Linked DNA regions of Homo sapiens: region 2 is linked to region 1. Evidence: chromatin loops called from intact Hi-C (ENCODE). Cell type or tissue: heart left ventricle. All regions are shown on one strand. Links, peaks and the distances in the headings refer to the core of each region. The heading gives the core; the rest is flanking DNA.

What was found. Peaks named below come from ENCODE experiments on the same cell type or tissue, not always from the same donor. Only the 100,000 strongest peaks of a DNase experiment are listed, where the experiment ranks them.
Region 2: it touches region 1 in a loop (2.1-fold over the local background); 1 of 110 quality-filtered maps calls a loop at or near these places.

Annotation. Positions count from the first base shown.
Region 1 is chr10:43,767,355-43,782,546 of GRCh38, reverse strand. LINC02658 (long intergenic non-protein coding RNA 2658) reads left to right here and starts at 3,645. Exons shown (of 2, transcript NR_134483.1): 1 at 3,645-3,965; 2 at 4,697-4,985. It overlaps LOC105378275 (a long non-coding RNA gene), which reads right to left and starts at 3,601. Exons shown (of 3, transcript XR_945906.4): 1 at 2,664-3,601. In heart left ventricle, for the core only: no CTCF peak of the experiment used is centred there; no DNase peak of the experiment used is centred there.
Region 2 is chr10:43,839,558-43,854,749 of GRCh38, reverse strand. It overlaps LINC00619 (long intergenic non-protein coding RNA 619), which reads right to left and starts at 9,444. Exons shown (of 3, transcript NR_033923.1): 1 at 9,343-9,444; 2 at 9,148-9,217; 3 at 4,128-5,076. RefSeq lists a cis regulatory region at 12,349 and an enhancer at 12,265-12,434. In heart left ventricle, for the core only: a CTCF peak has its summit at 8,343; a DNase peak (open chromatin) is centred at 8,239; H3K4me3 peaks cover 309 bases; H3K27ac peaks cover 4,326 bases.

The sequences.
Region 1 (15,192 bases), core at 4,546-12,545:
AAGGTGGAAGGAAGCAGCGTCCGGCTCTCTGTGACTCCATCCACACAGGAGGGCTTGCCCACACCATCATGACGGGCTGAATATTTGGAAACTTGGAAACTCAGAATTCAGTTTTGGTCTCCTCCACTCTCAGGAAACCCAGATGACATGTGTCTGTGCATGCACATGGCCCTTTGGCTACACAGGGCAAAGTGAAGGCTGGTGGGGCCCCTGGAAATAAGCAAATAAAGAGCAGCCCCCACTGTCTTCAGGGGCTTGGTGTCCTGCAGTGGGAGGTCAGTGCCCCTGCAGAGCCTGCCCTGTCTTGCCACCAGTGCCTCCCAGAAGCCTGGCCCCATGCAGGAAGTGCTTATCAGTGAGATTGTTGAAGAGCAAACAGTCAATGTGGTCTCTACCACAACTGGCATGATTAATTTAGGGGCTGAGTCAGCTGGCTATGACAATTTTTGTCCCCTTCTGCATATAGAAACCAAAACTCTACTGTAGGCTGGTTGTGGGGAGAGGGCATTAAACTCTGACAGGTTGCAAATGTCCTGGGGAAAATGACCTCTGCTCCCTCTGCTCCCACCCGGATCCCTGCTCTGGAGGCCTGGACTAATTAGCGTCTGGCAGGTGTCTGGAAAGAGCTGCCTGGCCGGCCATGGTGACATCATGGCTGGGCATTGCTCCCCCATTCCACTGCTGAGAAAGTCTCTGTTTCATTAGGCTTCCAGGATTACTTTTTAATTTTTTTTAATCCCCTTTGTAGGTTCTGGCTCCAATCAGTCTTGGAGAACATTCTGCACGCTCCTTCCCACTCCCACTGCCTCAACAACTGTGCTCCAGTTAAAGTTACTGTTCCCGGAGGAGTGAGGCTCACCTTCCCCAGGCAGCAGGCGCAGCCCTACAACCCAGCCCCCACACATCAGCACCAGCAACCCACACTGCTGTTGCTTTATACTCATATACTAGGGATGGAGATTTCAATGTGGCTGCTGTGTTCTCAACTTTGTGCTTTTCAGATGTTTCTAAAGGGCTTCTTCATCACCTCACTTGTTCCTGGATTGTAGTTGGAATGCAATTTAGATACTTCAAATAGTTAAGTTGGTTCAGACATTTGTAGTCTTGGGAATAATCCACTTGATAAGTTGTGGAATAAAAAAAGCTAAAAACCTGTGTTCACGGAACTATACAAAACAAAGAGTGAACCCTACAGTAACCTAGGGACTTTAATTAATAAGAATTCATCAGTATTGGTTCATCCATTGTACAAACATTCCACATTAATGCAATATGTTTGTAATAGGGAAACTGGGGTCAGGGGAGAGCATGTGGGAACTCTCCATTGTGTCTGCTCCACTTTTTTAAGCCAAAAACTGCTCTCAAAAATTGTCTGTTAATTTAAAAATAGTAATATGAGCAGGAGAGAAGTAGATGGTGGCATAGATGAAATAAGATTAGCCCATAGTTGGGGTAATTTTTGAGAATGGGTGATGGGTCTGTGGGTGGGGGTTCATTATAAATTATGAAACTCATAATTTTAATACAGTTTTTTTTAACAAAACTTATACTAATTCAACAATGTGTCTTTTCTCATTACAAAATAATTCACATACACTGTAGATATTTGAAAAATATTAGAAAGTACCTATAATGAAGTCACCCAAAAATATCTATCATCAGCATTTTGATATGGCTATATATACAGATAACAAAATGGGGGTCTTACTGAGGAAGCAGCTTAGGGCCCTGTCCTTTTCTTCAACTTTGTAATGTACTAAGAACATCTTCCCATGTCTTAAAATAACTCCAAAAGCATGCTTTTTAAATAGCCACATAACATTTCATGGTATAACTGAAGTCCAGAAATTGAATTCCCACCTTAATGGCCCTCGTCTCGTCTGGCTGAGATCATCAGAGGTGTGAGTCTGCCATGCACATCAGGCCTGCAGCAGAGAAGCCTGACAGTAAGAAGGCCCTTTGGCCTTGGTGTCCAGCTGGGGGTGAATTTCTCACATTCAAGTTGTAAATGCACCTCCACGCTGTGTAACAGGGTGGAAAAGGCACATTTCCCCTTTGGGATGTACATAACCTCGGGTAGATTTACTATTTACAAAAAGGCAGAGGCTGGACTTGAGTATTCAGGGCCCTAACGTGAGTGTCGTTGCTTTCCTTGGACCAGAGGCCCAGGTGGGGTCCAGGGGGTGCCCAGGAATCAAGATAATTTCTGCACCACTGAGTCACCCTGACCTTCCCTCCTGCCCAAGAAAGCACGTCAGAGGGCAAGTGAGTGAGAATGATGTTACAGCAATAAAATTCACTTACAAACTAGCAAACCCTTGAACTCAACCTCCCTCCCAACTGTGGCTGCAAACCACCCAGAGGATGGCCCACTGGCTGCAGGTGGGCCCAGGAGCCCAAGGCTGGGCCTAATGATGGGTCTTCTCAGATAACCATCCCTCTCCTGGGGCAGAGAATCAAGGTTAAAGTTGGATTGCAATGGGACCCAGAAGCCGAGTAGATGGAATGCACCCTGGCCAGACTGTAGATCATACATCTAATGAGACTTCTAGCCAGATATGGAAGAAGCAGATTCTCAGTGCACGAGCCAGTTCTTCCAGAAGCTAAGCAGATACAGGCGCCAGCCCACCAAGACCTTTGCCAAAGGTATTTTCTTCACATACCTGGAGAGAAAAGAGGGCCTACAACTTTAAATCTGAGGAATATGTTTTCTAAAAGCCAGGTCCCTTGCCAATATATCCGGATCTTTATCTTGGAGAGTTTATCTAATCAGACAACACCAAGGAGTAAAATCCATACTTCAGAGGAACTGGCACCGTCAAGAAACTCACGGAATACCCGTGTGTCTGGGTCAAGGGGAGTCCTCCACCTTCACCCGTGTGGGAAGGATTGCTCCATCAGTCAGCCGAATTCCTGAGAATCACAGGGTCCACGGCTTTCAGGTGCATCTGTGGGGAGGTGCCTTCCCTTGTGAATAGGTCCCGTGTCAAGAGTCTCGTGGACACCACTGAGGCCATGGAGCTGAGTACTGGGCGGATTAATCAGAGATTCAAGTCCTCAGTCCAGAGGGCTGGCTCCAAAGGACATGCAGTCAACCAGATATGGAAGAAGAGGAAAGGCTTCTGTCAAGGGAAACAGCCTTTCGTGGACCGCAGGAAGCTCAGAGAAGCCAGGGAACGCTACTCCCAGACTACAGGGAGCCGTTCTGTAGACATGCAGTGGAGACAGATGTGAATAGAGTATCCCACCAATAGCCGTCTCCCCCCATTTTTAGGAAATGGATCTCCTCTTCAACGCTGTGGTTGGGGCAGGTCTGTTTGACCCCCGAGGTACTCAGATCTGCTTGCCCCTGAAGTCTGTGAAAGCAACAACCAGCTCTTCCTTGATCTGACTGGGGAGCTGAGGGGACTCAAAGGAAACCAGTAGAAAGCTTCAAAGTGACAGAGACGGGGCTGAGAGAGAAACGATGCCAGCATTGACTACTGAGGCTCCTTGGGCAGCTTCCCCAGGCCTGCCCGGGCTTCTTTCACTTGGCCCTGACAAGGCTGGATGAGAGGGGGCATTCTTGCTCCTCATCAGAGGCTGCACATGTTAGAGACTCTAGAACATGGAATGTTCCTCTCTCAGCAAGGGATGGCTGGGAACATGATTCCAGAGGGCACTGTGACCTAGCCAGCCACAGGGGGAAGAACCCCAGGTCCTGAGCGTGCTCTTTGAGGAGAAGGTTCTGACAGAGTAGGAAGTGGGCTGTGGGGTCACGTTGTTCCCACTTCACCACAGTGAAAGCCTGCCAGGAAACACATCCCGGAAATGAGATCTACTCTAGAAAATACAAGGAAGGTGAGACAGATAGAATCAAGGAACTAAAGGTAAACAGGCCATGGGACGAAACCACTGAGAGTCAAGAAAATGCCATTTTGAAAGAACATAAGGACAAAAGACTAAACTTTGAAGGTTATTGAGAGGTAAAATATACAAGCAAAATAAGCTAAAGGAATTAGAATAAATAAAAGTAAGAGCTGTTAAAGACCAATAAACTCAATAGATAATGAAAATGAAAACACTTATTATCCACAATAGCATATTAGTTAAATTATGATAGATTATATGTGGTGAAATGATAGTATATCTCTGAACATAGTGTTCCAGAAAGACCAGCAATGAACAATATATAATATGTTCTTGGCATAGTACATGATAAAAGTAAACATAGTACAATTCCAACCTAAATATATATATATACATATGTGTGTAGACAAATACCATTAAGTATTTATAGAAGCATGTGTGTGTGTCTATGCAAATGTGCAGCATAGATAAAAATATAAAAGGAAATATAGCAAAGTGCTAACAGTGGTTAACTCTGGCATTATTACTAATTACTAATTTTAAAAATAACAGTACTTTCTAAAAACTCTTTACAATGATTCTGAATTACTTTTATTGCCTGAAAGAAAAAGTTTTTCAAAACTTTTACAAAAAAGTAAAAAGATGGCTTAAATATATATCTATGGATAAATGAAGTTTTGTGTTGTTTTAAAGTTATTCTACTAGAGAAATTTAATTTTTACTTAGAGAGATGTTACACAAGGAGAAATACTTCAAATGATATTCTTTATATAATATGAGGATATAATGTTCATTTATTCCTTAGAAGGTATGTATTCCACATTAGTTCATGGATACTCTTGCCCAGGTACTGGGAAGGTAACAAACCAGGCAGACACCTGTCCTCCATGATCTCATATGGACGTGGGAGCTGATCACTGCATATGTGTAGACACAAAGGGAACAAGGACTGCCGCGCCTACCTGAGGGCAGAAGATGGAGCATGAGGATTAAAAACTACCCATGGGGTATTGTGCTTATTCCTTATTAGAGACAAAGTAATCTGTACGTCAAACCCCCACAACACGCAATTTACCCGTGTAAAAAACCTGCACTTGTACCCCTTGAGCCGAAAATAAAAGTTGTAAAGAAAAAAATCTGTCTTCTAAGGGTTACACAGTGGCTGGGAGAAATACACAATCAGTAAAGAGCATGCCCAATGGTGAGAAGGGCAAAAAAAAAAAGAGAGAGAGAGAGAGCAAAAGGGATGGTTGGTTCTAGGAATCTGCTGTAATTTTAAATAATCAAATGGTAAAGAACAAGTCCCCAAGAAGGTGACTTTTGGGCAAAGACCTGGAGGAGGTGATGGCGCCATCCTGTAGACAGGTGTGCAAAGGTGTCCAGGCAGGTGAGCCAGTGCCTTGCATGGCCAAGGAGGCAGGAGGCCGGTGTGCCCCATGGAGTAGGGGAAGGGGAGTAGATGAGGGCAAAACGTGACTTTGGCTATGACTGTGAGCGAGCTAGGAGGTCTGGAGGGCCATACGCTGAGAAGAATACAGCAAAGGATATAGCTGGCCAGGGCTGCGCATGCCCAAATGCACCTGCTTGCCTCTCCAGGACCCTCTTTCAGCACCATCGAAGTGTGCAGCTCAGGGCTCCAACTCACACTTCAGCTAAGGGAGATGCAAGTTGCTGGGGGCTTATCATCATGTGTTTCCATAAAATATCATAGTCAGTCAAAGTAAAACCAAATTCAAATTACACAATTTGGAGGAACGAAATATGTTAAAAAGGACTTGAACAAAGATAGAGGCATCGTAAGTGGGAAGCTTGAAGCAGCCATGAGGCTGACTAAGCACACATTGCCAGGAAGCAAGTGGGGGGCTCAGAGCCTTAAGGTCTAGGATGTTGTGAAGCCGATGCCTTTCAGGTGACATCCAGGACACTGAGTTAAAGGCAGCAGGTCGTCCAACCCAACCATCACCATGAAAGTTTCCTAAAATGGGTTGTGTGGCAGCCTTACCACAGCCAAGGCAGGACAGACCATTCTTTGACCAGAAGCTTCTGAGAGAAGCAGAGCTGAGTTGCCCCCAGGCCTAGACACAGGTAGCATGGCTGGGTGGGGAGGTCCAGGGTGGCCATGGCTCTGGGTTTAGGGATCACCCTGGGGTCATGACCTTAGTCGGTTAGTTTGATGGAGCATCTTTATCCAAAGATGTGGTGCTGCCTCTTCTCAGTGCATTTCATGATCACATATTCCCAGCAGACCCAGAGTGAAAGGGAGCTCTACAGCAAGCACAGGACACACTGAACTCCAGACTGCCATGCCCGGTGGCCTCCTCACTGCAGCTTCGCCAGGGAAGGAAACTACTCCAACCTCAGGAGAACACACGGGCCACTGCCCATTCCCAAGAATGACACAGAGCTGGATTGGGGAAGGCTTCCCTGCCAATGTCAGCACCTGCCATGCAAGTGAGGACTCTTCTGGCCAGCTTGGCTGCTAGGTTCAGCAGAGTACAATGAGACGGATCCCTCAATGTAAATTCCCCCTGGTCTGAATGGAATGTAGCTCTCTCAAGAGGGAGCCTGGGAAACCTGGAGGGCCTGAGGACCTAGAGAAATCTGTGTGATTATTTCCATTTTTGGTCTCCATCATCAGGAGATTGCAGGTTTCAGTTTTTAAAATATGCTCTTTAGTCTTTCTCCAGCCATTATTGATGGAGAGCTTGTTAAGTCTAAAAAATGAGAGTTCTTGGAATTATAGATTGAATCATGGATGAAACCTCTTAATAAAGGGGCTATCCTGACACATTCTTCTAGGATAAACCCTCAGCCCAGTCTTACTTTCCCAGTTTCTGAGAACTACTTTAGGGAAAGTCCCTGCTTCTGTGCACAGAGTTAACCAGTGCTACTGTTCTGGTGGTTGGGGCCGGTTGAGCGACTGTGTTATCAGTGGAGCCGCTCTCTTTATTGTACAGAAACAGATGCTTTCTGCCTATGGAGGAAGAAAGGGGACCATGGCTGAGTGGCGTGGAGAAGCGCAGCCTCAGCTCGCTGGCCAGGCCCTGACTGTCAGGTCAACACCAACAGTTCGTGGTGAAACGTGATACTTGACACCTTTCCTGAGGAGCTCAAGGCTGGAACCTAGGGATTAGATGAAGCTTTACGAGGCAGTCACTGGAGCAAGGCGATAGAGCCATGATTCACGCTGCCCCCAATGAGACCCGCCAGGCCTCATTTGTCCTTTCCAGGGAGTGGTAGCAGCCGTCACAGTGCCCAGCACTTTGCCATTTACAAGGAACTTCTGCATTGATTATTCCCTTTGAGACTGAGACCAATGTGTGAGATTAAGTGAAGACCACATCAGGAGAGCTAAGTGACTTGCCAGAGGTCGTGAGAGGCAGAGTGGCAGGGCCTGAACTTCTGACCCCAAGTGGACTCTCTTGGGGAGCCTCCTGTTCCTCCGCACTGCCCTGCTGTAGGTGAGCTCACACTGTCAACATAGTCCACCACTGCTCACACTGTCCACATAGTCCCCCACTGCCATGTACAAACGCCTTCTCTAGGAGTCCGAATTGATTGGGCTGAGCCTATGTATCCTTCAAAACAAGGAGTCTCCCCAGCAGACTTCCTCCTACCTGCAGAGGTGAGCTAGTCCCCTCTTCTCTGGGCTACGCCTGTCTAAGTGGTCAGCTATTGTTTCTTACTACTATGTACTATAAGTGACTTATTTGCATGTTGAGCTCTTAGCCTGTGAATTCCTTAGGACAGCAACTACTTCTGGACAGGTGGAGAGAGGAGAGTTCTTGAGCATGTGGTCTTTGGAATAAGGCTGCCTAGGATGGGATCCCAGGCTCACCACATAAGAGCACTTACAAGAAAACTGCTTCACTCTCTGTGCCTTCCTTCTCCCGTCTGTAAAATAGGGGCGAGAACAATATTGCCAACCTCTAGGATTATTGTGAAGATGAAAGCAGCTAATCATGTAAATCATTGGAACAAACATCCTAAATGTGCATGAATTGTAAAATTGATCAATTAAATGTAGTATATTCATGCAATGGAAAAAATATTCTCCATCTATTACCAGGAAACAAGCACATCTAAACCCATCATCATTGTGCTCAGTGTGATCATCATCATCATCATCATCATCATCATCATCATCATCATCATCGTGTTTGCATCCTGAGCTTCTACCACAGCCGGCCACACAGCAGGTGTTCCATAAAGGCATGTCAAGTGAATGAACAAATGAACACATTTATCAAACAGCTGGTGGCTTTTCCCTTTGAGACTGAGACCAACGTGTGAGGTCTCAGCCGGGGGAAAACAGAAATGTTCTTACCCTCATCTGGGGCAGTCACAGCTGCCTGGACCATATCTAAAAACACTACGATCACTGCTTCCTCAACAAAATAATACACAGGAAATTCAATGAGTTGAATTTAGTGTTCCTAAGTTAATTTACCCAAATGAAAAGCAAAGGACTCCAGGCCAAAGAGTCAGGCTCACTTATTCATTAATAAATATTGTACAAACTAAGAAATCTTGTTTCTGTCCAGGCAAAGTTGCCTGGCTGGAAATGCTGGGAGCCCATCAGAAACCCCAAGCACATGGATATAGGATGGAAGAGCCTGGAAGGGAATCCAATATATCCTTCCTTACTCTTTTTAGGATGTTTTAGAGCAAACTAAAAGGGTAACCACCACAGAAAACTACCAACACAGAGATTTTCACACAAAGCTCTCTGGGGTGTGCATGTGTTTGTGCAGTTCTTTATGTGTGCTCTGTTGAGTCATTAAAGGGAAAGGAAGCAGTTTCAAGAAACTTGTAATGGGAAATGGGATGTTTACATTGATAAGCTGTCATTAAAAAAAAATAAAGTCAAGTCTTTCGTGTTCAAAAAAGCAGCTATCAAAAAGGAAGAGATCTTTTGTAAAAATCAGAAAATGCCAAAATCTCAGATAATTAAAGTATGTGATATTTGTATACCATGTTCCATTTACAAAGCTCTTTTAGGTGATTTAATTTTTGAAAGGTTAAATATGAATTTTTATAAATAAACACTGTAGTAACTATCATATGATCTCAAACAGAAATATATCAGAATTTTTACTGCAGTCTTTTTCGTTATAGTGAAAAATCTGAAATAGCAGAAATGCAAATGAATAGGTGAGTTGGTGAATTAAATGTGGCATATTGATACAAGGGGAAAATATCACAGAGAAATTGTAAAATTATATATATATATATATATATATATATATATATAGATCGACAGGGATAAATTCCAAAAACAATTTAAGTGTAAAAAAAGGAACTACCAGTATGACATAGTGACATTTATGGTGTGATAAAACTTTTACAAATTTCCATTAACTTCCATATGGAAAAAAAGTTCCATAAACTTCCAATGATATGACTGACCATAGCAGCAGGGTAGTTTTTTTAATGTTCCAAACTCCTTAAAACTAAACAGATCAAATATGAAAGTGGAAAAAATGAATCTATGGATAACATCTTCAACACCACCAGGTAATGGAGAGTCCTTTATGACCTGAATAAAAGTAGTGGTGAGCAGGAGTGTGGGAGGTCAGCAGCTGTGGGTCTAAGTTAGGGAAATGAGGGAAAAGCCAACGTACCCTAAAAGTCATGAACACCAAAACAAAAGAAAATACAAACAAAGACACCAACAAAACTCACATCCAAGATTTTCAAAACCTACTAGGAAGATTGAGAAAACAGGTATAATGGCATATGCATTGTTTGTGAATTCTCCTGAGAGCCCCTGTCCTTATAAACAGAGCTCCTAGGAAGACCCAAAAGCCCATAGGCAATATAATATATACTAAAACATCTAGATGACAACGTATCTTCATAAACCCAAAATTATAAAGCAGGAACAAGCCACTTACAGCTATGTGAGCTGCATGAGACAATGACACTTCTAGTAACACTGGCAACCAACAAACAAAAAAATTCCAAAAAGTACAAATTAGCAAGACAGGTCAATCTGAGAACAGTAGTTGAAATTTTGAAATAGAGTACTTATTTTTCAAAAACTATTTTGTTTGTGTGGATAACACCAGACAAAAATAACAAAACATTTAAAATGGAAGAAATATCAGATTGGCATCAGACATTTTAACAGCAACATTTTGTGCCAAATGACAATGGAATTACATATTTAATATGCTCAAGGAAATGAATGAGGCCAGGGATTTTACATCCAGTTAGACTAATATTTAAAGGCTTAAGGCAGTCTCTTATTAAAAAAAAAAAGCAAAAACTCAACACATCTTACTCCCATGAGTCACTCATGAGGCGTCTACTGGAACTAAATTGCCATATGGAGTGATAATGATGACTGTCAAAGGCTGTTAACATCACAAGAGAAAAATCAGACATTATGTGCTTCGTTGTTGAAGTACACAACTACCTATGAAATATTCTTGTCAAAAAAATTGTATCATCCAGATCTATCTACCAATCTACATGAAATACAGAGAATAGAGGAGCATGTCAAATAACACAATGGAGAGAAAATCAGTAAATTCAGGCAGGGAAAATCTCTACACAAAAATAAACCGTTTCCTTCAACAAGGAATAATCTGACATTTGCCAGTTTTTACAAAAGCTCTCTTATTTTTTGATAGCCACTGTTTTGGACAGGAAAGACCTGACTTATTTTTTTTTAATTACAGCTTATCAAAGTAAATATGCCATTTTCCTTTGTAAGTTCCTTGAAACTGCTACCTTTCCCTTTAATGGCTCAAAATCAAACAGAAAAAAAATAAAATTGTTAAAGTAAACAGCTCATGGGTAAGCTGCAGCACAACTTCAAGCAGTCTGGCATACATGTAAGTCGAGTCTCTAAAGGGGAAGAGAACGAGGAGAGAAAATAAATATTTAAAGAAATGAGGACTGGAATTTTCCAAATTTAAGGAAAATTATAAATTCACAGATCTAAGAAGCTGAATGAACCCCAAGCATAAGAAATATGAAGAAAACTACACTGAGGTACATCATAAACAAATTTCTTGAAAACAGTGATAAAGAGTATATTTTTTAAGTAGCCAGAGAATGAAAGGTATGTCATATACAGGTAATCAAAGACAAGGATAACAAATTTCTTACTGAAAACTATTCAAACAAGAATGCAATAGAGGATGCAATAGAGCAAAGAGAATGCAATAGAGCAAATTTTTAAGGTAGAGGTGAGCAAAAAGAAAAACTGGTGAAATAAGAATTCTACATCCTTCATATTGTTAGGTTTAAATCTATCATCTCATTTGTTTTGTTTTTTTCTCATCAATTCTTTGTTTCCCCCTATATGTATGCCTTTTTAAAATTAAATATTTTATATGATCCCATTTTATGTCTGTTTTTGCTTATTAGTAATGGTTATGATTTGTAAAGTGTAATTATGTTTCAAAATTAAGGACAAAATAAGGACTTTCAGTCATATGAAAGTTGAAATCATTTAATTCACCAGCAAATGCAAAATATACAGAAATGACAAAGAAAGTACCAGATGGAAATGTGGATCTGTAAAAGTGTATGAAGAGCATGGAGACTGGTAAAAACAAAAGTAAAATATGTTTTATTATTTAAATATCTTGAATATTATTTAAATATCTTTGTTTAAAGAGTAAATATTAAGTATTTAAACAAAAATAACTATAGCATAAGGTTTATATAACATATGTAGATGTTAAACGTATGACAATAATAGCACAATGCCAGGAGAGCAGAAATGGAAGTATACTATTATAGGGCTTTATTAAGTATTCATGAAATGGTATAATATTAGTTAAAGACAGACTGCAATAAATTAAAGATATATACTATAAACTCTAAAGTAACCACTAAAATACTAAAATAACAAAACAAATAACTATCACAAATCATAACTATCACTAGCAGGCAAAAATTGACATAAAATGGAATTATACGAAATATTTAATAAATCTTAAAAAGGCATACAAATAAAAGGGAAACACTCATGAGAAAAATACAGAATAAATGAGATGACAGATTTAAGCCTAACAATATCAATGATAACATTAAATGTAAATAACCTAAATAGCCCAATTAGAAGACAGAAATTGTCAGCTAAAATCAAAAAATCAAGACCCAAAAAATGCACTTAATAAAGTTGTGGGACTCAAAATTAACATAAAAAATTAGTTGCACTTCTTTACACCAATAACAGTCTATCTGAAAAAAGTGTCAAGAAAACAATCCCACTTATGATAGCATCAAGAGGAATAAAATACTTAGGAATATATTTAACCAAGTTAGTGAAAGACCTGTACACTGAAAAGTATAAAAACATTGGGAAAAGAAATTAAAGAAGACACAAACAAATGGAAAGATATCTGATGTTTATGGACTGGAGTAATGAATATTGTTAAAATCCCCATACTACTCAAAGTAATATACAGATTCAATGCAATCTCTATCAAAATCCCAATGGCATTTCTAAGTAAATAAAAAAAGCAATTCTAAAATATATATGGAACCACAAGAGATACCAAATAGCCAAGACAGCCTTAAGAAAGAGTAACAAAGTTGGAGACATCACACTTTTGGATTTCAAATTATAGTACCAAGCTATAATAATCAAAAGAGTATGTTACTGACCAAAAGCAAAACAAAAAAAAAAAAAAAAAACAGGCAAATAGACCAGTGGAACAGAATAGAGAGCTCAGAAATAAAACCAAGCAAATATAGTCAAATAATTTTTGACAAGCACATCAAGAAGGCACAATGGGGAGAAAGATAGTCTTTTCATTAATGGTATTGGGAAAATATAAATTTAAAATTATATAAACAGACATTTCTCAAAAGGAGATATATAAATGGCCAATAAACATATGGTTTACATACAAAAGAATAAAATTGGATACTTACATCATACACAAAAATTAACTCAAAATGGATTAAAGACTTAAACATAAGACCTGAAACAATAAAACTCCTAGAAGAAAATATAGAGGGAAAACTCCTTGTTATTGGTTTTGGCAATGATTTTTTGAATATCACACAAAAAGTTCTGGCAGTGATGCAAAAATAAAAAATGAAACTACACCAAACTAACAGCTTCTGTACAGCAAAAAAAAAAACTAACAAGATGAAAAGGTAGCCAATGGATTGGGAGAAAATATTTTCAAGCCATATATCTGATAATGGGTTAATATCCAAAATATACAGGGAACTCATGCAACTCAATAGCAAACTAAAAAGTAAAAACAACCCAATCAATAAATTGGCAATGACCTGAACAGATATTTTTCCAAGTAAGACATAAAAATGGTCAACAGGTATCTGAAAAGGTGCTCAACATCACTAACCATCAGGGAAATGCAAATCAAAACCATGATGAGATATCACTTTACACCTGTTAGAATGACTATTATTTAATAAATAAATAAATAACAAGAGATAACAAGCGCTGGCATGGGTGTGCAGAAAAGGGATCTCTTGTATGCTGTTGGTGCAAATGTAAATTGGTATGGCCATTATGGAAAATGGTACAGAGGTTCTTTGAAATATTAAATATAGGACTACCACGTGACCCAGCAATCCCTCTGCTGAGTGTATACACAAAGGAAATGAAATCAGCACTTCATAAAGATATCTGTGTCCCATATTCCTTGTGGCATTATTTACAATAGCCAAGATATTAAAACAATGTAACTGTCCATCAATGGATGAATGAATGAAGAAACTGTGGTATACTTACATAATGAAATACTATTCAACCTTTAAAAAGGATATACTGCCATTTACAATAACATGGATGAACCTAGAAGACATCATGTTAAGTGAAGAAAACCAGACACAAAAATAAAAACAGTGCATGATCTCACTTACATGTGCAATCCAAAAAATTTTACTCTTTCTACAGAGAGTAGAATAGTGGTTTTCAGGGTAGGATGGGGAAGGAATGGGGAGACGTAGGTCAAAGGTACAAATTTGCAGTTAGGTAAGATGAGTAAGTCTAAAGAACTAATGTACAGCAAGAGGACTATAGTTAATAATATTGTATTATATATTGAAAATTTGCTGGCAAAGTAGATTTTAGGTGCTCTTACCACAAAAACAGAGATTACTGTGGAAAATTATAGATATATTAATTTGTTTACCTGTTGTCATTTCAGTATGTATATGTATATCAAAACATCATGTTGTATATCTTAAGTACATGCAATAAATAATCAATTTTCAAAATACATATATAATCAAAAATGCATTTTACATAAAGACACAAATAGATTAAAAATGAGGGGAAAAAATATACCATGCTAACACTGATACAAAGAAAGCTAAAGAGGCCATATTAATATCAGACAAGGTGGATTTCAGAGCAAAGTGTGTTACTAAAGATAAAAAATACCATTTCAAAGTGTTAAATGGATCAATTCATTAAGATAATATATACATCCTCAATTTGTAGGCATTTAGTAACAGTTTAAAAATACACAGAGATACTAACAAAAATAGTCACAAAAACAATAAGAGAAAAAGAATGGAAAACATAGACCATGCTAGCACTAATCTAAAGAAAATTGGACTGACTATAGTAATATCAGACAAAGTAGATTTCAGTGCAAAGAATATTATCAGGGATAATAATGGTCTTTTCATATTGATAAAAGGGTGAATTCATCAAGAGGACGTAGCAATTGTAAACATTTATGCACCTAATAACAGAGTTTCAAAATACATGAAGCCACTATGATAAAATATTTTAATACCCTTCACTCTACAATTAATAAAACAAAGAGAGAGAAAAGCAGGAAGAATTTTAGAAGACCTAAATAAAACTATCAACTAACATGACATGATTGACATTAATAGTTCACCCAAAACAGCAGAATACACATTTTTTCAGGTGCACATAGAATATTCACCAAGAAAGACCATATTCTGGGCTATAAAATAAGTGTTAATAAAACCAAAAGGATTCAAGCTGTATGAAATTTAAAATTATATAAACAGACATTTCTCAAAAGGAGATATATAAATGGCCAATAAACATAGGAAAAAAATGCTCAACAACACTAATCATCAGGGAAATGCAAATTAAAACCACAATGAGATCCCACTTCACCCCAGCCAGAATGGCCATGATTAAAAAGTCAGAAAGCAACAGATATAGGCACAATGTTGTGAAAGGGTAATGTTTATACACTGCTGGTGGGAATGTTAAATTAGTGCAACCTCTATGGAAAACAGTATGGAGATTTCTCAAAGAACTAAAAGTAGGCCTACCAAAGGAAAAGAAGTAATTATAGAAAACACACACACCTGCATACATAGGTTTTTTTTGTTTGTTTTCTTATTTGGTTTTGG
Region 2 (15,192 bases), core at 4,839-12,838, 72 kb before region 1:
GTGCCCAATCACATGGGTGAGGGCGGACCTTCTTACTCAGTCCACTGATTCAAAAGCTCATCTCTTCTGGAAACACACTCACGAGCACACCCAGAAATAATGTCTGACCAGCTGTCTGCATCCTTAACCTGGTCAACACATAAAATCAACCCTCACAGTATGGATGATATGGAGATACTAGGTGATTCCCATAACGTTTATTAATTATTCTGCAAAAGAGTCAGGAATATGGATCCTTGGTCTTTCTGATGATCAAAATATTTATTCACTGACACTGTACCTAGCAAGAAAACATTATCCAACAATCTGTCTCCTCCTCTGGCTCAACTTCTCACCCTGCTCTGCCCTCCATCTGCATCTGATATCTCTGTAGAGGGACTCCATTCCCTCACAACCCATATCCATGCAATGGAAAAACCCACAGGAGCAGGAGAACGGGACAGATTGCGTTCCTGCCACAGTTCTTCTCCCTTGAGGCGATAGAGGCTCGTCACATGTCGATCTGTGGTCGCATTCCATTCTGGTGACACGTTTGAAAGGACATGTTCTTTAAGGCACAGTAAAATTGAATCTCATCTCCACATGTGGAGCTAAGTAGGAAAATTACCTTAATTAAACGCAGCAGAATTCAGATTTATTGCCCACCACATGGAGTGCTCTTAGTCTCTGAGGACCGAACCTGATATTCCAGAAAAGCCATTTTCCACTGGCGCTGTGCACTTGTCCACCTATGGCCTTCAGATGCACAGACTCGAGAAGAAGAAATGCGTTCCACAATTTTCAATGTGGTAAAGAGATTTACAGTTTAATAAAAACCATAAGGCCAATGCAACTAGTTGAAAAGTGAACGCAAAGTCAAATTACGGTTTAGGCCACATGTCCTAAGCAAGTGGGTTGACTGTTTGGCCTCCTCCCTGACCTCACTGGAATCAGAGGGTCTTCTTTGTTCTAAATAAACTCACGCTTTGGTATCCTGTAGGCTGTTTTCAGCTCCAGGTAGTAAAAACTATTGACTGTGGGAAAGAGATTAGAGAAATAAAGCAATAGATCAACAGTACATAAAACTGAAACCCTGAGAAGTAGATTGTTTTCCCTAACAAATAGGTCTAAGCTGGAAAAGAGGAAACACACAGAGGGCCCGGAACACAGTGAATGGCCCAATTGTGCGACAAGCAATTCAGAAAGGCAGGCAGCGAGGCTTACCCATCTAGCAGGCGCTTGTGTGGGGCCAGAATTCCCTCTGAGTCATTAATTTTAAACAGTGCTAAAATGCTAGAATTCTCATTGCACATGAAATAGAATGAATGCTCTTGGAGACAAAGAAGTACTTCAAGGATGCCGTCGATCCTTACTGTATTTGCCTTGACCATCGTTTTTCCTTGGCTTGTTTTCTTCATTTTAACCTGAGCAATCTTACCAGTTCCCATCATCACCACAACCACCTCTCATGCAATGACCCAACTGCTGGCTTCTCTTCAAGGGTCCAGAGCCCCATTTCCAGTGCTCAACTGGGTGCCCCCACTTGTCTACTGAACATCTCAAATGGGTCTCCCACAGGCACCTCAAATTCCACATGCCCCCAACTCAACTCAGTATCTTTTCTGCTAAGCAAGCCCCTCCTCCTCTCTTCCCTGTGCCCATCAACTCCATCCACAACCCCAGTCAGACAACTCGGTCAGAGGCTCTCATGCTGTGCTCTGCATGACCACAGCTTCATGGCTGTGATGCATCCACTCTGTTGGCACTGACCATTGCCCAGCAGCCTCCCTGAGTTGCAGCTCCCCACATGCAGTGCAAGAGGGCCAGAGCCTCTGACCCCGGCTTCTCCTCTCTCCCAGTATGCATCCCTGTGTGCACAGGTGAGCTCCTCTTGCAGAGTTCCTGACTGGACCCATCCAGGCTGGAGCCGCTCAGGCCCCACAATCCTCTCCCAGCCTGAGGCCGGCTCCAAGGAAGACCTCCAACTTGTTCAGCACTCATGCCCAGACCCCTGGCAACTCACTGATCCCTGCTGTTGTCCGCTTGTTGGAGTGATGCCTGCCCCACCAGCACTGTCTTGCCCATAGCCACATTCCCATATTTGTCTCCAGTAGCCTGTGCCTATCCTCGATGCTTGTCCCTTGAACAACACAGGTTTCAATGCATGGATCCACTTATACTCAGATTTTCCAACCAAACTCTGATGGAAAACACAGTATTCCCAGCAAGCGAAGGCTGCTTATGCAGAGGCCTGCCTTTCCTTACACACGGGTTCTGCAGGGCTGACAGCGGGACTTGAGTATGCATGGAGTTTGATATACTCGGGGGTCCTGGAACGAATCCCCACCCACACCAAGGGAGGACTGTATGAAGAGGAGACTTATTCAGGGAAGTGGCTCACGTGGTTGTGGAGGCTGAGAATTTCTGCAATCTGCCATCTGTCAGCTAGGAAGCAGGGAAGCCGGTGGTGACATGCAGCCTGAGCCCTAAGGCTTGAGAAAAGGGGAAGGCGGTGGCTGATGGCCTAAGTCCCGGTTTGGGTAGGGAAACCTGAGAACCAGGAGCACCAGTGCTCAAGGGCAGGAGAGGATGGATGTCTCCACTCAAGCAGGAGAGGGTAGATCCACTTTTCCTCCACCTTTTTGTTCTATTCAGGCCCTCAATGGATTGGACAATGCCTGCCTGCGCTGGTGAGGATGGGTCTTCTTATTCAGTCCACGATTCAAATGCCAGCCTCTTCCAAAACACCCACACAGACACACCGGATATAATGCACTGCCAGCCATCTGGGCATCCCTTAGGCACACCACATTGACACATAAAATTAACCATCATAATACCTAATTGTATGGATTGTATAATTGTGTAGATAAATATGGATCATGTAAGCACTAACAAAAAGAAGACAGAAGCAGTATTTCCAACGTAGAACTCAAGGTAACACATTAAATGAGAGAAGGGGATGCCACATTTACAAAAGGCATGGTCTCTTTGCCTGGAAGCCTGCCCCAGCTTTTCATGGGGCTGGCCACCTGTCCTCTGGCCTTGGCTTCAGTGCGCCCTCCCCAGGGAGACCTTCCTGACCGTCCCACAAACAGTCCCATCCCCTCCATACCTTGAAAAGGCTGCTCATTTGTTTCCTTCATAGCACCAACCGGGATTCTTTTAAATTAATACTTATTTATCTGCTTGTTTATTGTTTGTTTTGTAGCTATAATGTATGAATCATAAAGTGCAGGAGGCCACTAGATTCTTTTATCTGCCATTGTATTTCTAGTGCTTAGCACAGTGCCCAGCACACCAAAAGCATTTAATAAATATTCCTAAAATGAGCACCACTGTATAACATCACAAATCTAGGCACCCAAAAGTTCCAGAAATATCTCAATAAAATATATTTTAAATGCAGAAAAATTTAGCAAAGCTACATGAACCAGTACCAGTCCATGGCCCATTAGGAACCAGGCCACACAGAAGGAGGTGACTGGCAAGTGAGTGAGCGAAGTGTTATCTGTATTTACAGCCACTCCTCCTGGCTCACATTACCACCTGAGCTCCACCCCCTGTCAGATCAGTGGTGGCATTAGAGTCTCCTAGAAGCACGAACCCTATTGTGGTCTGTGCATGCGAGGAATCTATATTAGGTTGCACACTCCTTATGAGAATGTAATGCCTGGTGATCTGTCACTGTCTCCCATCACCCCCAGAGAGGACCATCTAGTTGTAGGAAAACAAGCTCAGAGCTCCCACTGATTTCTACATTATTGTGAGTTTTACCATCATTTCATTAATTACAGTGTAATAATAATAGAAATAGAGTGCACAATAAAGGTAATGCACTTGAATCATCCTGAAACCATCCCCTACCATCATCCATGGAAAAACTGTCTTCAACAAAACCAGTCCCTGGTGCCAAAAAGGTTGGGGACACTGAATTTCATTCAACAAACATTTACTTAATTCCTATATGAATCAGGTTCTGTTAAGTAGTTGAAGCTGAGCTGAGGACGAAATTGACAATTCTGCCTCAACAAACTTGAATCGAGATGACTCCAGGACTTGGCTAACACAACTACCATTGACTAAATATGATATATAAACATATGCACATGGCAGAGTGTGTACATATATTACTCTATTCCAACAGATAATATATATTTCATAGTATATTTTTGGAACACTGTCAAAAATTGATCATGTTTGAGGATAAAAAAGATATTAATGCTTTATCTAAAATTAAAATCCTCCATATTATTTTCTCTAAACACAATGTAATAAAACCAGACTTTAATAACAAAACAAGAGCCTACAATTCTAAGTATTTGGACATTCAAATAAATCTGGACCTACACATGGAAAACGAAATTGAATTACAATTAGTATGCCCCCTACAGAAATCTGTGGAGTTTGCTCAATGTAGTACATAGAGGAAAACTTATAGAATTAACTGATTTTTTAGAAGTCAAAATAACAAAATAATTGAATTAAGCGCTTGACACAAGGATATAGCAAAATGATAATAAAATTTAAGCCAAAATAAATAGGAAAAAATATAAACTCAAACATTAAAGAAATAAAGGGGGAAATCACAGTGGAGAAGTAAAAATAAACAGTTGGTTATTTTTAAAATAAAGATAAAACAGACAAACCTCTTTAAGTCAGGCCAAGAAAAAAAAGAAGAAAATCAAACACAAACAGCATTAGCAATAAGAAAGGAAATATAATCACAGACCCAGTGGAGACTAAATAATTACGAGAGAACCACACTCAACTCTGAACAATAAACGTGATCAGGTAAATGAACTGGGCAATTTTTTAAGAAAGCCTACAAAAACAAAATTAAGTTAAAATGAGAGAACTGAATAGACCAGAGGAACTCCATGGGCTCAGATATGCAGGTGGCACCAGGAGGTCCCCTGAGCCCAGTTCCTGGACATGGCCCTGGGACTTCTGTCCCTGCAGCCTCTGGCCACCATGTCCGGTCCTCTAATGATGCCTCTAAGAAAGGTTCTGTGTGTCCTTGCTTCTGACGAAAGCTCAGGCCGGTGCATCTGGTTCTCAGGATCTGGGTCATATGCCTTCAGTGGGAGCTGGGCTCTGCAAAATAAAGGTGGGAAAGGCCCTGCCTAAACACAGGAATGGAGTTCAGAGACTCATCACCCAAAAAAGAAACACATGACCACCACATGAACACAAAAAGTCCATATTGGAAATTAGAGTGGATTTGAATTCACATTTCAGCAACCTCATTTCAGTGCCAAGCAAGCTGTAACATAGACACTTCTCTAGCAGCTCAAGTTCAGCACCATGGAGGAGCTACTTTGAATTTTATATTTCACCCCTATCACATGCAACACTTATTTACTGAGTGCCAAATATGAGCAAGGTGTAATCTCAATGGTTTATTTACACGTGTCCACCTAGATGCCTCCTAAGGGGACCTCAAAGTCAGCAAGCCCGGAAAGTGACCGCTGATCACCAACCCTCCATTTAGGATAATAAGAACACCCACTTTGCATAGGGATTATAAAGCTTAAATGGGACTGTGAGAAGAACATGACTAGGGATAACTAAATATTCGTTATCTTTATTAGTATCCTCCTCTGCCTCCAACCTGAGCCTCCCATGACCCCTCCCTCATTATAAACTCACTTAAGCCAAGTGCAGCCTTTATCCCTGAAGACCCACCTCTCATATCACCTGCTCTGTACAGAGCAGTGGCCCCAGGAAGGGCAAGCCCTGGACTCTCTGCACTCCCAACACTGCTTCAGGCCTCCCTGACCTCTCACACCTCTGTGCTCCCCAGGCACAGAGCTCCAGCCACACTGCCCTCCTTTGGTCCTTGAACACCCCAAGCCCATTTGTGCCCCAGGAACCTTTGCGTTTTCCTGATAGTTTCTGCTCCAAATCTTTACCTGGCTGGATCCTGTTCATCCCACAAGTGCCATCCTATCTCTCCTGTCCTCTGAGAAAACTTCTCCCATCACCCTAACTGGAATGCAGCTCCTTTCCCACCCCACCCTTTACTGCCCCTCCTCATCTTATTTTCTTCATATCACTGCCTGCAATGGGTCTATCTATCCCCCCATTAGAACGTAAGCTCAATGATCTAAGATCTTAGCCCCAGGACCTCAATAAATAAATAAAAAATTAATGCATGGATAGATGAATGAATGGATGGGTGGATAGATAGGTGGATAGATGAATAGGTTAGTGAATGGATGGATGGGTGGGTGGGTGGATGGATGGATGGATTGATGGATGGATGGATGGATGGATTCACGAACCATAGGCACTTCTGTTTTAAAACTTAAAATCCGAATGACTGTCTGCTTAATATCTGTGTCCTAATAGAACATGAGTGCTGAAAGACAGAGGGTGTCCTACTGATTCCTGTCTACCTAATGCCTAAAGGTATGCCACCCAGCTTTCTGCTGACTTAATTTAATTCATTCTATGTTGCCCTAAACTCTTACTGCAATGATTCTCAAATTTACCTGTTCAGTACAGCCTCTGCTTTTCCTACTCTCTCCACTTTCCTTGTAGCAAATTAAAGATGGCCTCCTTTGTCATGTCTCCCATTGAGAAGTGGGCTCTGATTTCCTTCCCCTTGAATCTGGGCTGGTCCTGGGGATTTGCGTGGCCAATAGAATGTGGCGGAAGGGAACTACAGGACTTCTGAAGCCAGGTCATAAGGAGCCTTGCAGCTTCTGCATGGGTCTGTTGGCAGTCTCATTATTGGAATCCAGTTGCCATGATGTGAGGCACCCATGCCACATGAAGAGTCTATGTCTAAGTCTATGCATGAGTTCCAGCATCAACCTGCAGCCAGGCGAGCAAGCCATCCAGGGTGCCTAGGCCAGCTGAGCCTTCAGATGAATACAGCCCCAGTCAACATATGACTGTGACCACCCAGCCAACCACAGAACAATGGGAGATAATAAATTCTTATTAAACCACTAAGTTTCTGCATAGTTTTCTAGGCAGCAATAGCTGAAGAAATACTCTCTAATAAATACCAAAATAAAGATGTAATGAAGAATAGGCCAGTATACACAATAGAAGAGAAGGAACACTGGGAGCTAGGTGTTCTAGCCTTAACTCTGCTACCAGCTAGTTGTTTAGGATCACGTAACCTCTCTAGGTCTTTTGGGAGAGAGTATTTTAATTTAAGAGATGAGGCCAGTCATATGTAACCCTAAGTCTTTCACCCTATGTGTGCATTTTTATAATTTGCTTTTACCAAACTTTATTGTATAACTAAAGTAAATAATTTAATTCAGATTTAATTCAGATGTTCTCGTAGTATGAGTAAGGAAGTAAAAAATAAGTGCTACCAGCATCACAATTTTGCCTTGGGTTGGTCCAGTTTAAGAAGCAAAGAAAAAAGTGGGACACCAGAGAACAGAGCTGGAGGGCGTCTTCAAGAGTAAAGACTCCAGCCTGCTGTAGAGACCCAATCAAGAAAATGAGTTGCCAGTAATTAAAATGTGCCTGTTAGAAATAGGACGGTGACCCAGGGTCAATGACAGGAAGGGTTTGGGGGTTGCATTGTTTTGCTTTGTTTTGTTTTTCTTCTGAGTTTAAATGAAGGGTTTGATGATGTTGGCAAGTTGCTTGCTTCACAAGGAGAGGGTCAGAACTCAATGAGGGCTTCCAGCTCAGATATCATCTTTCCAGGATTTTGAGCTCTTCCCTTTGTTTCTAAAGCAGAAATGTGATCACATGGCTCCCCTGCTGAAAACTTTATCGTGCTCCTATTGTCTGCAGCAAAAGGAACAATTCGAATTTCTCCATCTGGCCCCTCCTGCTTCCTCACCACCCACCCACCCAGCCCCCACGCCCCCCACGCCCCCCACGCCCCGACACATTGAGCACCAGTCCTTACTGAGGTGTCTTGTCCTTCTCCCTCGGGATGCTCATCTCCCAGATGGAGAACCAGGTAAAGATATGCTTCTGTCTTACCCCTGGCCCACATCCTGTTGAAGTTCCCTGACTGCAGCTACAGCAACTTTGATTTTGGAAATGATTTGAGAGCAGCTTGCTGTAAAAGCGCTCTACTTTGGGCTGGCAGCTGGACTTTACCTTCACCATTTGCCATGCAGGTGAGCCTTGGACTTAGCTGGTTCTTGGTGTGCTTGCCACAGACTTGGTGACGCCCCATCCCTCCGCTGACAACCGGAAATTCTTCACTTCCTGCCTGGTGCTTCCCAGCGCGCCCTGCTGCCAGGAGAACGGCGGCAGGCAGGCGTCTTTTCAGGATGCCCTTCCAGCTGCCCGAGGGCCCCGCTCCTCCTCTGCCCTTAGCATCAGGGACACGTCCACTCCCTCCCAAGCCTCTGCAAATGCTCCCTGCTCTAGGAATGAGGTGGAGCAAACAGCACTTAGCACAAAGGCCAACCTTCCACAAGGAGTAGCTGTTTTTACATCATTTCCTCATCCACTTTTACAATTACATGAATAATTCTTAAATAAGTAATATATACACATGACAAAATCAAAGGCACAAGAGGTCAAATCAAAGGTCAAGAGGCACATCATTCAGTTTCTGACTCCACATCTGTTTTATCTGGCATGCTAGTGTGTGGCATGCATAGCACTCATTCCTGGGTTTTTTTAAATACTCAAATAAATTTTATTTTCTCTTTAGTTTGCCGAATAAATTCAGCACATCTTTCTTGGCATTGCAAATCACGTATTCCTGATGTGGACAGTCCCAGTTCTAAGAACTATGGAAGCTTATTATGTTTTTTTTTAAGCTGAAAATATTCTGATTTTTAAATGTCAAAAAACACAAATGTATAAAAGGTTTATGATGAAAGTCCCAGTCCTATCTTTAGCACTGGGTTGCCCAATTACCCAAGACCCTCCACTGGGAGGCAAATATAATTTTTAAAATATTTTTTAATATTTTGCTATTAATAAACTAAGATAGCCACCTGTAGCTGACCATGTCCTCCTTTTGCCACTGCAATGTCAAAATGCCCACTTCTGTTTTGGCACTAAGATAATACAGTTCTGATTTTCTGCATGAGTCTCCTCCGCCATACTGCAGGCACCTTGACCGCAGGGAACACTAAGGCATCAACAGATGTCTCTGGGACGATGTTGACAGAGCCGTTCCCCCACAGAACTTAATAATCAATGAGACCGATAAACTGCACATACCTGTGGAACTTTGGGGAGCCAAGGGTCAGAATCCACCATACCCACATCTCTTCTTCCACATCTCTTCTTCCTGTTTCCAGAGCAGCAACCAAGGCTCATACCAGCCTCTCACCCACTTCAGACACACCCCTTGCCCTCACCTGTGGGGCAGGTTTCCCAGGCTCTGGGGCCACTGCCCGTCTGGACAGGAAGTACCTGGAGGAGAGGTCCGGGGGTGGAATGCTTTGGCCAGAGGAGCAGGCTGGCTCCACGCTTGTCTGCTGGGGGCGGGATGATTCCTTTGGACTCATGGCATCTGGCCTCTCTGGCAGCAGATTCTCCCTTTTCTAAGCCTGCCCTACCCCCTCATGATTCTCTGGATTTCTCACGTTGCACCTGCCTCAGACCACAGGCCACTTAATGACCTCAGAGACTAAGTAACCACCATGCCAACTAAAATGTGACCTGCATGCCCCTCCCTTGGTTATGATTTAGGTTTTACACCACAATCCCTTCTAGTTATTTGGTTTCTTTTTTTGTTTTGTTTTTCCCATGCCTTTCAAATGTAAGCCTTGGGAGGAAGGAATTCTTGTCCCTTCTGTTCACTGTGATATTCTTCCGAACAGTGTTCACTGGATAGAAGGCCTTCAATAAATAGTACTCAAATAAATAAATGACTACATAAATTGTCAAGATACAATCTTCCAGGAACTGTACTAATGGCTGGAAAACAGAAGTGGGGGGAAAAGAAAAAGAGGCCTCACCCTCAGGGAACTAACAATCTTCTGGAGAAAAAAAAATGGGCTAATATGTATACATGTGGATATATAATTTAAAATTAAGGATGTTAGGAAGGATAATTCTGTTGTTTCTACCCCACAGGGCAAGGTTGTTAGTTTTTGTTTTGCTTTGTTTTGTCATGCTGTATTAACTGTGAAAGTGTATCCTCCACCTCCTGAGAATCAATCACTTCTTGGTATTCTCAATCACTCCACTATAATTATAATCCGGATTTTCAGAGTCAGAAATTCCTGTTTCTAGCCTTTGTTCTGATGTGGAGCAGGATCTCCCTGAGTTGCTTCACTGGAGACTACAAGCCTGCAGACACAGGGCCCCCTCCTCCTGTGGACACCCTTCAGCCTCACAGACTGGCAGCACTTGCAAACCCTCGAGAATGTCATCATCTACCCGCCTGGTACAGCAGCCTCTGTGAGAGGTGGGCCCCTTGGCTCCTTCCCTTCATGGAATTCTGTGAGTTTTTTATGACTAAAAAAGGAATTCACAAGTCCACCTCGCAATGGTGAGATGCAGATGGTTTTTGAACATAGAGCCCCAAGTCACCAACTTTTCATCATTATTGCCAGCCCAAACCTAAATCAACATTCAGTTGCTTTTATAAGAAGTAGGTGAAAGATCTTGAGGGAAAAAAGTCATGGAACACTTGAAGATTACACTGGATGAAGAGAATTATCTTTATTGAACCCAGATCTAAAAAGCAGGGCTCACTCAGGAAGAATTCCATCCACAGGCCAGCACATTTGCTCTGGAGTGGAGCACCCAGAACTGCACGATGTATGGAACTGACAGGTTCTGTCTTTCCACCTCTTTCTTTGGCAGGCCCGGATCTGTTTTTCATTGTCTTCGCCACATGTTTTCTCCTTGGTGTATGTTGCAATTTTTGACTTGTAGAGCATCAAAAAGAAACAAAGCAAACCTCCAAGAACAGCAGAATTTGGCCAGAGCCAAAAGCAACTCAGAATTTGAACTGAACTTGCTCAAAGCAGGGCAAGAAGACAGAGGCTTACGAAAATGCCTTTTGTTTGAACCAAAGACTGGAGCCAAAGAATCTGTGTCCAGAAGCTCTTGTGCATGGATGAGCCTCCGATCCCAACCTTCAAGAAGCCAGCTGGACAAGGAGAGGCTGGCAGCTGTGTCCCAGAGAGCTGAAGCCACAAACCCATCCCGCTTTGGCACTGAAGTTCGAGCCCCATGGAGCTTGGAGAGTTCTAACAGATTCCACCCCCACGGCAGTGGATCTATCCCCGGGTTTAGGGTGATGTGCATTCCAGGCACACTGTGTCCATTAACTCAGTGACACATTCTAATATTCTACTGATTGCATCAGCCCTTGTCTCAATTACCCAAAGATGCTGTGACTGTAGGACTCCAGATTTACATTATAGAAGCTTCCCCTACCACAGGCCCAGCCCCCAGCATCCAGCTTGAGACACATGTGACTCATGCCACAGAAGGCTTCTGTGTGTCTGGCCCCCACATCTTCCAGGGCTAGCCCCTGTCCTGACTTCTGACAGCACAGATCAATCCAGGAAGGACCACTCAGAACACAATCACCTTGTTATTATACGTGCAGTCAGTAAGTGAGCATGCTGTCCATCCTATCCCCCAACGTTTCATTCATATCTCCATTTAGAGGCAGTGGAGCTAAGAGACACAAGTCCCATTGCCAGGGTTTGATTCTGGCCCAGCCATTGCTTACCCCCATGAGGCTTCTGTTTCCTCATCTTTAAAATGAAGGCAAAAATGTCAGATTACCCCAAGGAGTAAATAAGATAACGTGTGGGACATATAACACGAACAGCTCCCCCAGCCCATAAGAAGCAGTCCAAGTCCCTTCCCCTTCCTCCTTCCTTCTTTCCTCCATTCATTCCTGCTGCTCTTCCTTTTTTTCTTACACTAATTCATTCTTTCTGTTCGTCTTCCTCAGCAGTGTCTCCTGGAAGAAGTTCTGGCCTTGGCAGCCACTGGCACAGCCACTTTCCATGAGGACGGGCCCTGGCAGCTCTGGGGCTCTTGCCCTCCCCGGTTCTCACACCATATGCAGGGAACCACTCACGGGGCAGCCCCAGAACCCAGTGGTGGCAAGGTCTGTGGCTCCCACCTGCCCTGTCCTGATCCTTCGCATGAGGCTGCTCTAGCTCCAGACTCCTCCCTCTCGATGCCCTGCCCAACCCCCGTGCTTCCTTCTGCAGCAAACGGCACCACCAGCTCCCACGTTCCCTGGCATTTCCGCCCCCAGCCTGGCCATCAATCCATTTCCTGATCCTTCCATGTTCCTTGCTTTTGGATTTCTAAAACATGCCCATTTCCACAGCCTTCATTCATTCCAACATTTTTCCTCTTGTATTACAATGGTCCCCTCATCACAGATGCTGTCTCTCCAATCTGGGTTCTCAAAAGTGCGTTTCTCAGGTCAGATCCAGCCCCTCCTACTCCTCCAGCCCCATTGCCCATCCCCTGACCCCCCAGGGAGCCCCCGAGTGCACCATCTCCCTCCTACCTGGCGCCTCAGCTCACACCCTCTTCACCTCCCACTGTGGCCTAGATCACGGTCCCCTGGACTCCAAGCCATTATTTGGCAGCAAGTCCTCCTGCCACGGGCCAGTGTGCTCAGTGAAAGGGGCATAGTCACATACAGTCTGTGCTCCTGGGAATATCCTGGTTTGCACTGAAGACAGCAGTGGCAAGGCAGTGCCTGTTTCCCAGGATCCTCCCTGCCTGCGCTGCACATGCAAAGCTGTTACAGTCTCACATTAGGCAGGGTGGAGGCACACTGGGACACTGAAAAACACGTGGAACAGTCCTCACTACCTGGAGTCCAAGGTCTGGCATTGAGAGCTCACCAGCAGTGGTGGTGCAAAGGTTTCAGGTGGCACCCATGGGTACAGCTGTCTTCTTAGTCCAAAGCATCCCTCACCGGGGGGCTTAGCCACAGCAGCCTCCATTAAGAGATTCGCATGTTCTGGACGCTTCAGTGGGGGATTAGAGAGAAACACCTTCACCCCTGTGCAGCTCAATCAGGCTGAGGCTGGATGGGCTGGGAGCTCACTGCTGGACACTAAAGTGGTATGTTTCCAGCCTTGGGGTCACTGTCTGACCTGTGAACAGTCCTGTTACAGGTCATTGAGCAGCCTGTTGTCCACCTCTCTGAGCAGCCTGTTGTCCACCTCTCTGACCAGCCTGTGAAGTGCACAGCCTCCAGACAGTGTGCTCTGAACAGGAGGCTCTGCAGCCCCTCTCTCACACACCAGAGCCACCAAAAGGGATTTCATAATTGTCGTAACATTGCCCCACATAGAACTAAAAAGAGACTGTGTGGCCAGGCACGGTGGTTCACGCCTGTAATTCCCAGCACTTTGGGAGGCTGAGGCACGTGGATCTCTTGAGGTCAGGAGTTCAAGACCAGCCTAGCCAACGTGGTGAAACCATCTCTACTAAAAATACAAAAATTAGCCAGGCGTGGTGGCGCACTCCTGTAATCCCAGCTACTCGAGAGGCTGAGGCAGGAGAGTTACTTGAGCTTTGGAGGCAGAGGTGGCAGTGAGCTGAGATTGTGCCACAGTGCTCCAGCCTGGGCAACAGAGTGAGCCTCTGGCTCAAAAGAGAGAGAGAGAGAGAGAGAGAGAGAGAGAGAGAGAGAGAGAGAGAGAGACTGTGTGCCTACCATATTACTAGGACAAAAAAGAAAACGCAAAGAAACTATAGACCATTTAGCAAAATGTGGAAAATACAAATAACCACTGGAAGAAATATAAAATGGAGCATAAGAGGATGAGAGTAAGAGCAAGTACCTCTGCCATAAAAATATATGTAAATAAGATAAATGCAACTGGAGTAAAAATTACTATGTGCTGCATAAATGAGAGTTTCCCAGCAAAGTAACCAGGAAGGTGAACAGATAGGGACAGTGCAGAGACCCACGTGGACAGAAATGGGAAGAAAGCAGGGGCTTCCATGACAATATCACAAAGCTAATTGGCTTTAAAGTGTTAAAAGGCATTAAAATTCCATATTATAACAATGAAACACATAATCTATAATAAACATGTGTCTGTCATAATCCTCTATGTGCCAAATTATCCACCATTAAGTATCAAGCAGAAATTGCTAAATGGAAGAGAACGCCTCCTTATAGATGTCCTCATTATCAAAAATATCTCTTGTCTTGTTCAGGTTTTGTTAATAATACTTATAAGTACATGAAATTACAACATTTATGTTTGCCTGGTACTATGGTTTGAATCTTTGTCCTCTCAAAAACTCATTTTGAAATTTCATTGCCATTATAACCGTTTTAAGAGGTGAGAGCTTTAAGAGGTGATTAGGCCATTAGGGCTCTGCCTTCATGAATGAATTAATGCTGTTATCATGGAATTGGGTTTGTTAGACAGGGGTGTGTTTCAAAGAAAGAAACTACAGACACTGGGGTCTACTTGAGGGTGGAGGGTGGGAGGAGGGAGAGGTGCAGAAAAGACAACTATTGGGTTCTGGGCTTAATACCAGGGTGATGTAATAATCTGTACAACATTAAGGGATTTTCATGCTCTGGGCGCTTCAGTGGGGAATCAGAGAGAAATACCTTCACCCCTGTGCAGCTCAATCAGGTTGGGGCTGGATGGGCTGAGAGCTCACTGCTGGACACTAAATTGGTGTGTTGCCAGGCTCAGGGTCACTGTCTGACCTATTGGCATCCCTGTTACAGGTCATTGAGCAGCCCGTTGTCCACCTCTCTGACCAGCCTGTGAAGTGCACAGCCTCCAGAAAGTGTGCTCTGAGCAGGAGGCTCTGCAGCCCCTCCCTCACACACCAGAGCCCCCAAAACGAATTTCATGATTGTGCTAATGTTTCACCACAAAGAACTAAAAGGAGACTGTGATGTGAGTATACCTATGTAACAAACCTTCACATGTTCCCCTGAACCAAAAATAAAAGTTTCAAAAAAAGAAAGGGGTGTGTTTGCCCTCTCTTCTCTCTCTTTCTCTCACCCTCTCTCACCTTCCTCACCGTCTCCCTTCTGCCTTGGGATAATACAGCAAGAAGACTGGCCCTTGAAAGATGCTGACACCTGATATTGGACTTCTCAGCCTCCATAACTGTGAGCCAGTGAATTTCTGTTCATTATAAATCACTCAGTCTCAAGTATTTTGTTATAGTAGCACAAATGGACTTAGACAGAAAATTGGTAACAAGAAGTGGTGGTTGTGCCATAACAGACACCTGAAAATGTAGAAGCAGCTTTGAAACTGGGCAATGGGTAGAGTCTGGAAG